2 separate regions of the Mus musculus genome follow, and region 2 is linked to region 1. A link is a loop called in an ENCODE intact Hi-C map of the cell type or tissue named here. Cell type or tissue: left cerebral cortex. All regions are shown on one strand. Each heading gives the region's core, and the rest is flanking DNA. Links, peaks and the distances in the headings are about the cores only. Region 1 has its middle 9.7 kb from the start of Gm40434. Region 2 has its middle 14 kb from the start of Gm46353.

Region 1 (4,386 bases), core at 257-4,256:
TTCACAAGAGTTGCTATGGTCATGGTGACTCTTCACAGCAATAGAAACTCTAACTAAGACACCACAGCCATATCCTTCCAGACATCTCATTGCTTTTTCAAACCCCAAGCTGCCTGCTGACTAAATTCTACTTTCTTCCTAAACACACCCATGATGCTCTTATCTACTGAGCTGTGGGGCTAGGGGGATCTCACACCCATCCCATCACCTAGAAACCTTGTCCACACTGCCCAGCTTGTAATTCACTAAGCCCTCTCAGCTTATCTCCCAGACCACTAACCATTATAACGTATCTGACCTTCCTTTGGTCTCTCTTGCTGGGTAAATCTTAGTACAGGGTAGGCAATACCATGAGGAGACCCCTGAGATCATTCCCCTCAGACCCTCAAAAGTGTTCCCGGCCTCTTTGAGAGTGTTACCAATCTTCCACCAGTATCCTCAACCCCTTCAGATGTGTTCTTTCCCCGCCAGGAGTATCCTCAGCCCTTCTGGAGTGTTCTTAGCCTCTTGAGAGTGTTCTCAGCTCCTCACAAATATCCTCATCCCTCCCAGGAATGTTCTCAGCCTTTCAAGGATGTTCTCAGCTTCCTTAGTAGTTTTCTCAACCGACTCCCCCATCCCACCCCTGCCCCGGGCGTGTTTTCAGCCCCTGGGGGGAGGTGGAGGTATTCTCAGCCCTTGAGACAGTTTCAGCTCCTTAGGCTATCTGCTGTGTACTGCCCACCTCTAGAAGACGACAGCTGATTATTTCTTGGGTGGGAGGGGTGCACTCTGTGGTGAGAGTTGGGAGAGTTAGGAGATGAGAATCTGGAGTTGATGCTGCATCCCCCTTCTCTCTTGCTCATCCTTTCTGCAGGTGTTAGAGGATTCTTTGGCTGGTCTCTCGGTTTAGTCAGGATTCAGTGATTCACCGAGGTCGCCGCAGCCTTAGCTCTGACCCTGTCTCCAACTAGCACCCGGCTCAGTTCCCCTCATCTCTGTGGACTCCCGGAGAAGACTCTGAGGCTCAGTTCAGGCATCTCCATGACACGTGTACAGCTTTGTGCTTAATCCATCTCACATGGAGATGAAAGGCGGTCCAAAGCCCGGTCCTTACCCAGCCACTCTGCTCTGAGCTCCTTATGATGAGTCAGGGGTCTGAAAGGAACTCTCCTCTCCAATTTCAGCCATGAAGCAGAAACTCAGGGTATGACGCACAGATAGATCAACCTCCCAGAGAAACAGACTGGTCATCCTTCATCTTTGCCCTTCCTGGCCGCTGCACAGGTAGTCTAAGAAGTCCACTGCTAACCCACCTCTCTCCCACCAGAAGTAGAAGATACTTTCTGCATTAACCAGGCAGGCCTTGAGATGTGCTTTGAGCAACAAAATGCTTTTAAGATGGAGCTTACAATGAAACAATGCTCTGGTACTTCTGGGTCCACACATTTAGTGCACTGGCAATACCTTCGACTCTCACCTGGAAGCCTGCACGTGGAAAGAAGTCCAACCATATGGAGGTCACCATGCTACGCAGAAACCCAAGCTAAAGGGAGAGAGGGAGGCCTAGGCAGTCGAATGGAGGCACCAGATAGCCAAGTAAAGAAGTCTTTTTTATTTTGTTTTGTTTTGTTGTTTTGTTTGTGAGTGTTGAGACCCCAACTGACACTCTATAAGCAGAACCATCCAGCTGCATCCAACTCAAACTGTAGAATTCTGGGAAGTGATATTAACTGGAGTTAAGCCACTTGGTTTTGACGGCGGCTAATTCTGTAGCGATGGCTGAATGAGCCGTCTCTGCAGCCGCCTTCACATGCCTGCCTGCCTTCTGCTCCATGTCCCCACCATGCCGGCTTGTAGGCCCCGGCTCCTCCATGCTACCTCTCTCCACTCCTCTTGTCCAGCTAGAATCTCCTTTCTCAGCTTTCCTTTCTGTCCACCCAACTTCATCTCCACTTCTGCTTTGCCTCTTGTCGCTCCCACAGCTTCCCACGACAACCTCAAGGATGCTGTGAACGTTTCTTCATGCAGCTGTCTCCCCAACACCAAACTGGGATGTGCTCTCTGGGTGTATTCTGCATCTTCTGCAACACCAAGACTCACTTCTGGTGGAAGTGTGAGCAAGACCCTCAACTTCCAGCCCAGGTTCTCAGAATCAGTTGGGGGTCACATTTGGTTGTCTAACAGAACCCTGCCCCTACTGGATTAATTAGCTAGCTGCTCAATCGTTTCTGTTTTGGGTTTTGTTTTGTTTTTTCCTGCCCCACTATCCTTCACATGTGTCTTTCTTCTTTGTGGTTACCTCAAGGCTACAACATGGTGTCTTTGTCGCTAGCCTCACACGCATGTCCCAGATAGGAAGAAGCCACAAATGCCAGGTTTCATATCTAGAAAGCACCGCTTTCCAGGACTCCTCAGAAGATTTCCACACTTTACAATAGCCAGAACCATATTACAAGGACATCCACAGCTAAGCAGAGTCCAGAGCAAACACCTAGGAGAGCCTCAAGTTTGACCTGGAAACACTCCGTACCTGCATCTGTCTGTCTGACTGTGGGGACCAAGGAGAAAATAGATGAATACTGACTATCAGTGTCTACCTCATTGTCCACCTCTAAAATAGGGTCAGAAACTCCCTTGACTAGCTGTTTGAACTTCAGAGAGACCGTGGGCAAACCTTCTTAGTAACAGAGGCATACATAGCAGCACACAGGGAAAGATATGATGTTCTTACAGTTTCGGAAGCAGCCTTTAGCCAGGAGTTTTCCTAGAGGAGCAGAAGACACACTGTAGAGACACACTTCTGCCTCTGTGTAATTCTTTCACAAATGAATTTACTTCTTGGTTAATAGATCTTTTCTTGATAATCTATTGACCCAACCGTTAATAAATCCAGCTGTCATGTGACACATGGAAAACAAGACTTGGAGAGGCACAAAGGACAGATTGGCAGTTTGGATGCTCTGTGGCTCCAGGGCTGCATATTTCTTCTCTGATTCATGGAAAAGTACACAGTACATAGACGTCAGCCATGGTTTTAAAAAATCTCAGACCGGAGAGTTTAAGAGTCAAGTCCGAAGGTCTTTGTTGCCATGGGCTAAAAAGCTCGCCTGGAAGGCAGCTAGTGGAAAAGCTTAGGAACGCCCTTTATAGCTGCAGCTTCCCCTACCACAGCTGCTTCTTAAAGGAAATGAGTGAAGACTTCTGTACGATTTTTTTTCCTTGCTAGGGAAGAGTGCAAGATGACTTTAAAAGTGAGCTCACTGGCTCACACTCCTAAAGTGTTCAAAGTAGAGTTTCACTTCTGATGGCTCCGATTGCTCAAATGAAGGATAGAAGGATAGCTGTACTCCTAGACATGTTGCTCTGTGGACAGGTCCCAGGAAGCCTCAGGATGAGAGCCCAGCAGAAAGAAGAGGCCCTGCCCCATATACTTCTTCTTCTTCTTCTTTTTAAAGTAAATTCATTAATTAAAAAAGAATAAAAAAGAAAAAAAAAAAAAGGCCTCCCAAACTAGTCCAAACTGAAGCACAAGCTTACCCAAGAATCAATTACCAATCACTGTGCAATTATGTTTTTCTTATTGGCCAGACAGGGCCACTGCCTACCTTATAGCCCAGGTAGGCTACATAAGCTGTAAGTAGGTGAAAGCTCGCCTGCTGAAATATAGTCAGGACGTTCCAGTGAGCGGGAGAGCCAGCTAAGACCAGCCCTGCAAAAGTGCCAGGACTGGTTAGATATAGACGCAACCGGAACTAGAAATACCACCGTAACACAGAGGCTGGGGAGATGGTTCAATTGTTAAAGATTTGTTGTACAAACAGAAGGACCTGCATTCCGATCTCCAACATTCATTTCAATGTCACGCCAGCTCGGAAAGGGCAGAGATGGCACTTCTTGGGAGACAGAAAGCCAGCCAGTCTAGCCAAATCAGTGTGAGCCAGGCTCGGTGAGAGAAACTGTTTCGAAAATAAGGTCTAGAGTGACTGAAGAGGAGCCTGACTTCTCCGCATGTATGTGCACATGTGTACACACACACCATACCATAAAAATACCAGTGACACCCTTTTTTAAATTATTTATTTTTATTTTAGGTGCATTAGTGTTTGAGGGCGTCACATTCCCTGGAACTGGAGTTGCAGACATTAATGAGCCGCCATGTGGTTGCTGGGAAATGAACTCAGGACTTCTGGAAGAGCAACCAGTGCTCTTAACTACTGAGCCATCTCTCCAGCCTGACACCCTTTTTTCAATGTCAATATTCAGCCCATGTTTCAGGTCCATTTCAAATGTCAGCACAGATGAATCTCCCTAGTAAGATCAATTTTTCCATCAATGATTTTTTTGTTTTTCTCCCACGATGTATGTCACATCTTCCTGTGTGTTATGGAGAGCCGTGCAGCCAGT
Region 2 (4,386 bases), core at 307-4,306, 85 kb before region 1:
AAATGCAGAGATGGAGAAAAAGGGGGTGTAAAGGCCTGTGAACGGAAAGAGGCAGAGAAACAGAGAGAGGAAGAAGCCAGAAGAAAGAGAACGGAATAGGAGGCTTGGTCAGTGGTCAGCCTGGGGACTTGAGAGGCAGCAGATGGTAAAAGAGCCTGAGATTCCAGAGAATGGACCAGACCACCCCGGTCCAGGAATGCCATCCAAAGAAGTCCTTGGGCCATTGCACCTCTAGTGTAAGACATGGAGGAACCCTGGCACACGACACCATCTTGGGTTCTGACTGTTGCACACCCAGAGCTAAGAGAGGCCCAGCTCCATCAGAAACCACCACACTATTGGGACTGTGACCCAAAATGTCTCAAGCCAAGGAACATCTCCAAATCTAAACCTTCTTTGCTTCAGAGCCTCAGAAGTCAGGGCTAAGCCAGTACCGGCTCCCAAGAAAAGTTGGTTGAGAGCCTTAGCCCACCTATTGGTCATCTTGCTTTATGAGAAACTACAGCTACGAAGTAAGCTGGCTCTGGTTGGGAAGACTCCATGCCCCCCATGAAGAACAACAAATGGGGCTACCTCTGCCCTGTAGTGTCTGGGGACACTGGGGACAGGAGTTAGTTTACTAGCCCTGATGAGAGAGCCTGATTTCAGAGGCTAGCTTAGTGGCTGTGAAATGGGGAAGTGAACAGGGCTTTGTTCTCTCTTGTGGCTCTGCCCAGGGTTGAAACAGGAGCAAAACATTTGGCTGAGCTTTGCTGGATTCAGCTCATTCCCTCTTCTCCCCTCCTTTGCCTCTTAATTGTTTTTAACAATTTCTGCACATAGGCAATGGAGCCTGGAACCTTCTGGGAGAACCTGCCCTTTTTATGCAGACAGGGACGAGCAGAGACGCTTGGGCAGGTCTGTTCTTGCTGCAGGAAGCAAAAGATGCCTTCAGACCATACTCTGTGCCAGGGCCTGGGGGTCTCCCAAGAAGCTGGGCCTCACAGTGTCTGTAAGAAGCCCTTGAAGAGGCCAGACCCTCCTCGGGAATATGTAAGAGCCGGGTGTGGCTGGCCAGTGGAAAGATTAGAGAGCTACCCAGTCCAGTTAAGTCCCTTGAGCTTGTCAAGTGGAGACCGGACCCAGATTCCCCCAAAGCCAGCGGTTGAGAGAGAGCCTCCTGTGAGCCTGTTTCCTGTTATGACCTGTCTCTACACGCCGCGGAGTAACTGCGAAACAACTGCAGTGACTAAGCTTTATAAATAGGACATTGAGAGTTAAAAAGTACAGGAAATTCCCAGAGTCTCCCGTGGAGTCTTATTTTAGATGTGCAGCTCATAGAGAAGCCAGGGTCTCTCATTCCGCACCCGCAGCGCCTCTGCCCTGCCTGATCGGAGGGGAACTGGAGTGGAGGGGTCTTTCTGGGTCCCTGCTCAGGGACCCGCCCAGCACTTCTCTCTTGCCTTACTAACTTTCTCTTACTGGCTCCCAGGAAGGAAGCACGTTTGTAATTAGCACTTTGTGGATTCACACCCATGCCTGACTCACTCCTGATCAAGAGATTAATCACACACTCAGTTCCCGCTGAACGCGAAATGAGCATGTAACCCGACCATGAGAGATAAAGCGAGCCCTCTGAGTGGGAGCAAGGTGCCCTGGACTTTTGGTCATCTTTCCTCTCCTCCATCATTGGTGACATTTTTTTTTTGGTGGAAAATCCAGTTTGGGATTAGTTGCTCAGTGGTTCCTGCTGCCGCAGGGGTTGGCTGTAGCAGGGACAGAAAGAGCTAGTGGCAGCAAGGAGTTGCAGGCTCTGAAGCTGAAGGGCTCAGCTACTCGGGTTTCAGATCGAAAGGCTGTTCAAATATTTGCCCAACAACTCCCAGTGTGCTTTGGAACAAGCCACAGGAGGAGCCCTCGCTGAGTCACGGGAAGTGCAGGCATTCTACAGAAATGTGGATGCAGGCAGGTTTACTAACTCTGGCTTCTCCGCATTGCATTCATAATTAGCCAGGCTGTCTCTCACCAGTGGCCTGGTGACACCGGAGGACTCTGCTGCTAGGCAGCTCAATGTGGTGGCACCTTCTACAGTTTTTGCCAGGAACCTTGGGAGGCACACTCGGTCTTCCTCCAGTAGCTGAGTCTGCCCACGGTTTTCTGACCGGCAGAATTGTATCCTCGGCGACCAGTGTCAGCGACCAGTGTGATCTTTCTTCTACAATTATGTCCCCAAAGATTCTAAATTCACCAAGTTCAAAACAAACACCCACACTGGCTGGGTTGCCTTTCCCATCAATGAATGGCCTCACCTCCTCCTACTCGCTCTGTTTGAAAACGGTGCATCCACGAATCTGCAGCTCCTGACCACCTGGCCCTCCCTGGCTAAAACTGCCTCTCCCTGCTGTTGTCCTGGGTTACAGGAGGCTCCCAAATCCCTCTTTACCTTCTGAAAGGCATAGTTATACCATAGCTTGACCTCCACCCCCCATCCCTTTCTGATTCTAGGGTAAACACAGGACCTCATTTGAGTTCATCAGAGCCCTTCCCTGGGATTTTGTTTTCCAAGTGCCAGCAGGGTTAGGCACTCCTATCTTCTATAAATGCCAGCTGGAAGACTAGAAATTCAGGGTAGCTTTGGCCAAGTACCACGTGCTGTGTAGAAAAATCACTTGCAGCAGAGAGGGAGGTCGTGCTGAGATCGCTGCATGCATCTCATTGTGTTATCGTTGTACCACGTGGCACAACCTGCATTTATTTTTCCTCATGATTAAAATCATAACAAATTGTGTGTGTATAACACACACACACACACACACAGAGTCTCTCATTATATCCCAGGTTAGTTTTGAACTTGGGTTCCTGCTGCCCAAGGAACTGTTTTCACTTCTCAAGTACAGGGATTACAGGAGTCTCCCTGCTGTGCATAAATGACAGGGTCCTTTCATACTGGACACTAAACAAGCCAGCGTTTGCTCCAGGAGACACAGTCTCCATGTTCCATAGATACTCTCAGGACGAGAACCCATTATAAAAGCACATGGGCTTTTTGCTCATAAGACCCCACTGGTGTGAGACCCATGGAGACCCATGTCCTAAGGGACACTATTAAGTTATCCGCCCACATCACAATCTCACTGTGGGGGTTGCCCTGCTGTGGCTAGTTGACTGCAGTCCCTTCACCTTTGGTGGTAGACCCCACCCCCACCCCCATTGATGAATATGTGCTTCTCAGGTGCAGACAGGTCCGAATTTCTGTCTTCCCACATAGTGAGGTGTGCCTGTGTGATTCAGTTCAGAGTTCGGGGTTTCCTTGTGTGCAGCTTCAAGGGCAGGGTGGGGTAGGGTAGGGGTTTGGGGTAAGGGGAATTGTGCCTCTTCCTTCTTTCCTCTTCCTCCTCCTCCTGGCTTCTCATCTCATCTGCTGCCTTGCTCTCTGCAGTAGATAATGCCATCTAACACTATCTTGCTCTGTCTGTTGCTTGCCTTCTGTCTTAGGGTTTTACTGCTGTGAAGAGACACCGTGACCAAGGCAGCTCTTACAAGGACAACACTTAGTTGGAGCTGGCTTATAGGTTCAGAGGTTCAGTCCAATATCATCAAGGTGGGAGCATAGCAGCATCCAGGTAGGCATGGTGAAGGCAGAGCTGAGAGTTCTACATCTTCAACTGAAGGCCGCTAGGAGAAGATTGGCTTCTGGGCAGCTAGGATGAGGGTCTTAAAGTCCATGCTCACAGTAACACACTTCTTTCAGCAAGGTCACACCTCCTAATGGTGCCACTCTCTGGGCCAAGCATATACAAACCACCACACCTTTCTCCTCTAGAAGGTAAGCAGCATACATAGTGTGGCTACCACAATAGATTTGTAATAATCGTCACAATAATGAACACTTCAGAACCAGTTAGTGGCCAGCCAATTCCCTGAGATCCTGTATGTCCCCACCTCTCTACTACCACAACACTTTCCAGGTTTGGGCTGCCAGGATAAACACCACAGACTGGATGGCTTGACCAACAGACAATTATTTCTGGCAGTTTTAGGGTCTGGGAAGTGCGAGATCTAGGTGCCAGACAATTCAGTTCCTTCCAAAATCTCTCTTCCTGGCTTGCAGGTGGCTGCCTTCCTTCTGTGTCCCCACATGGTGGGAGGTGGGGACTTTCTCATGTCTCTTCTTACAAGGGACTGAGTCCCATCAGTCACGCACCACACCCTCATAACCTCACCTTGCAAAGGCTCTGCTCCAATCTCATTAGGTCTTCAACATTCAAGTCCTGAGAGAACACAGCATTTGGGCCACATAGCTGGTGGCATCCAGGCCTCCACATCTGCCATTGAGTCAGGACTCTCCTGACTAAGCAGTGTGGGCGCTCTGTCCCCAGCATGCAGTAGTATAGTCCCACTACAGAA

What was found. A loop is a pair of places that touch in the nucleus more often than their neighbours do. Peaks named below come from ENCODE experiments on the same cell type or tissue, not always from the same donor. Only the 100,000 strongest peaks of a DNase experiment are listed, where the experiment ranks them.
Region 2: a loop joins it to region 1, with 2.4 times the contacts of the local background. A loop is called at or near these places in 2 of 42 quality-filtered maps.

Annotation. Positions count from the first base shown.
Region 1 is chr12:69,449,902-69,454,287 of GRCm38, reverse strand. No RefSeq gene overlaps it. Among named protein-coding and RNA genes, the nearest start is that of Gm40434, 9.7 kb to the left of the region's middle. In left cerebral cortex, for the core only: no CTCF peak of the experiment used is centred there; no DNase peak of the experiment used is centred there.
Region 2 is chr12:69,535,016-69,539,401 of GRCm38, reverse strand. No RefSeq gene overlaps it. Among named protein-coding and RNA genes, the nearest start is that of Gm46353, 14 kb to the left of the region's middle. In left cerebral cortex, for the core only: a CTCF peak has its summit at 1,909; DNase peaks (open chromatin) are centred at 719, 1,240 and 1,903; H3K27ac peaks cover 1,794 bases.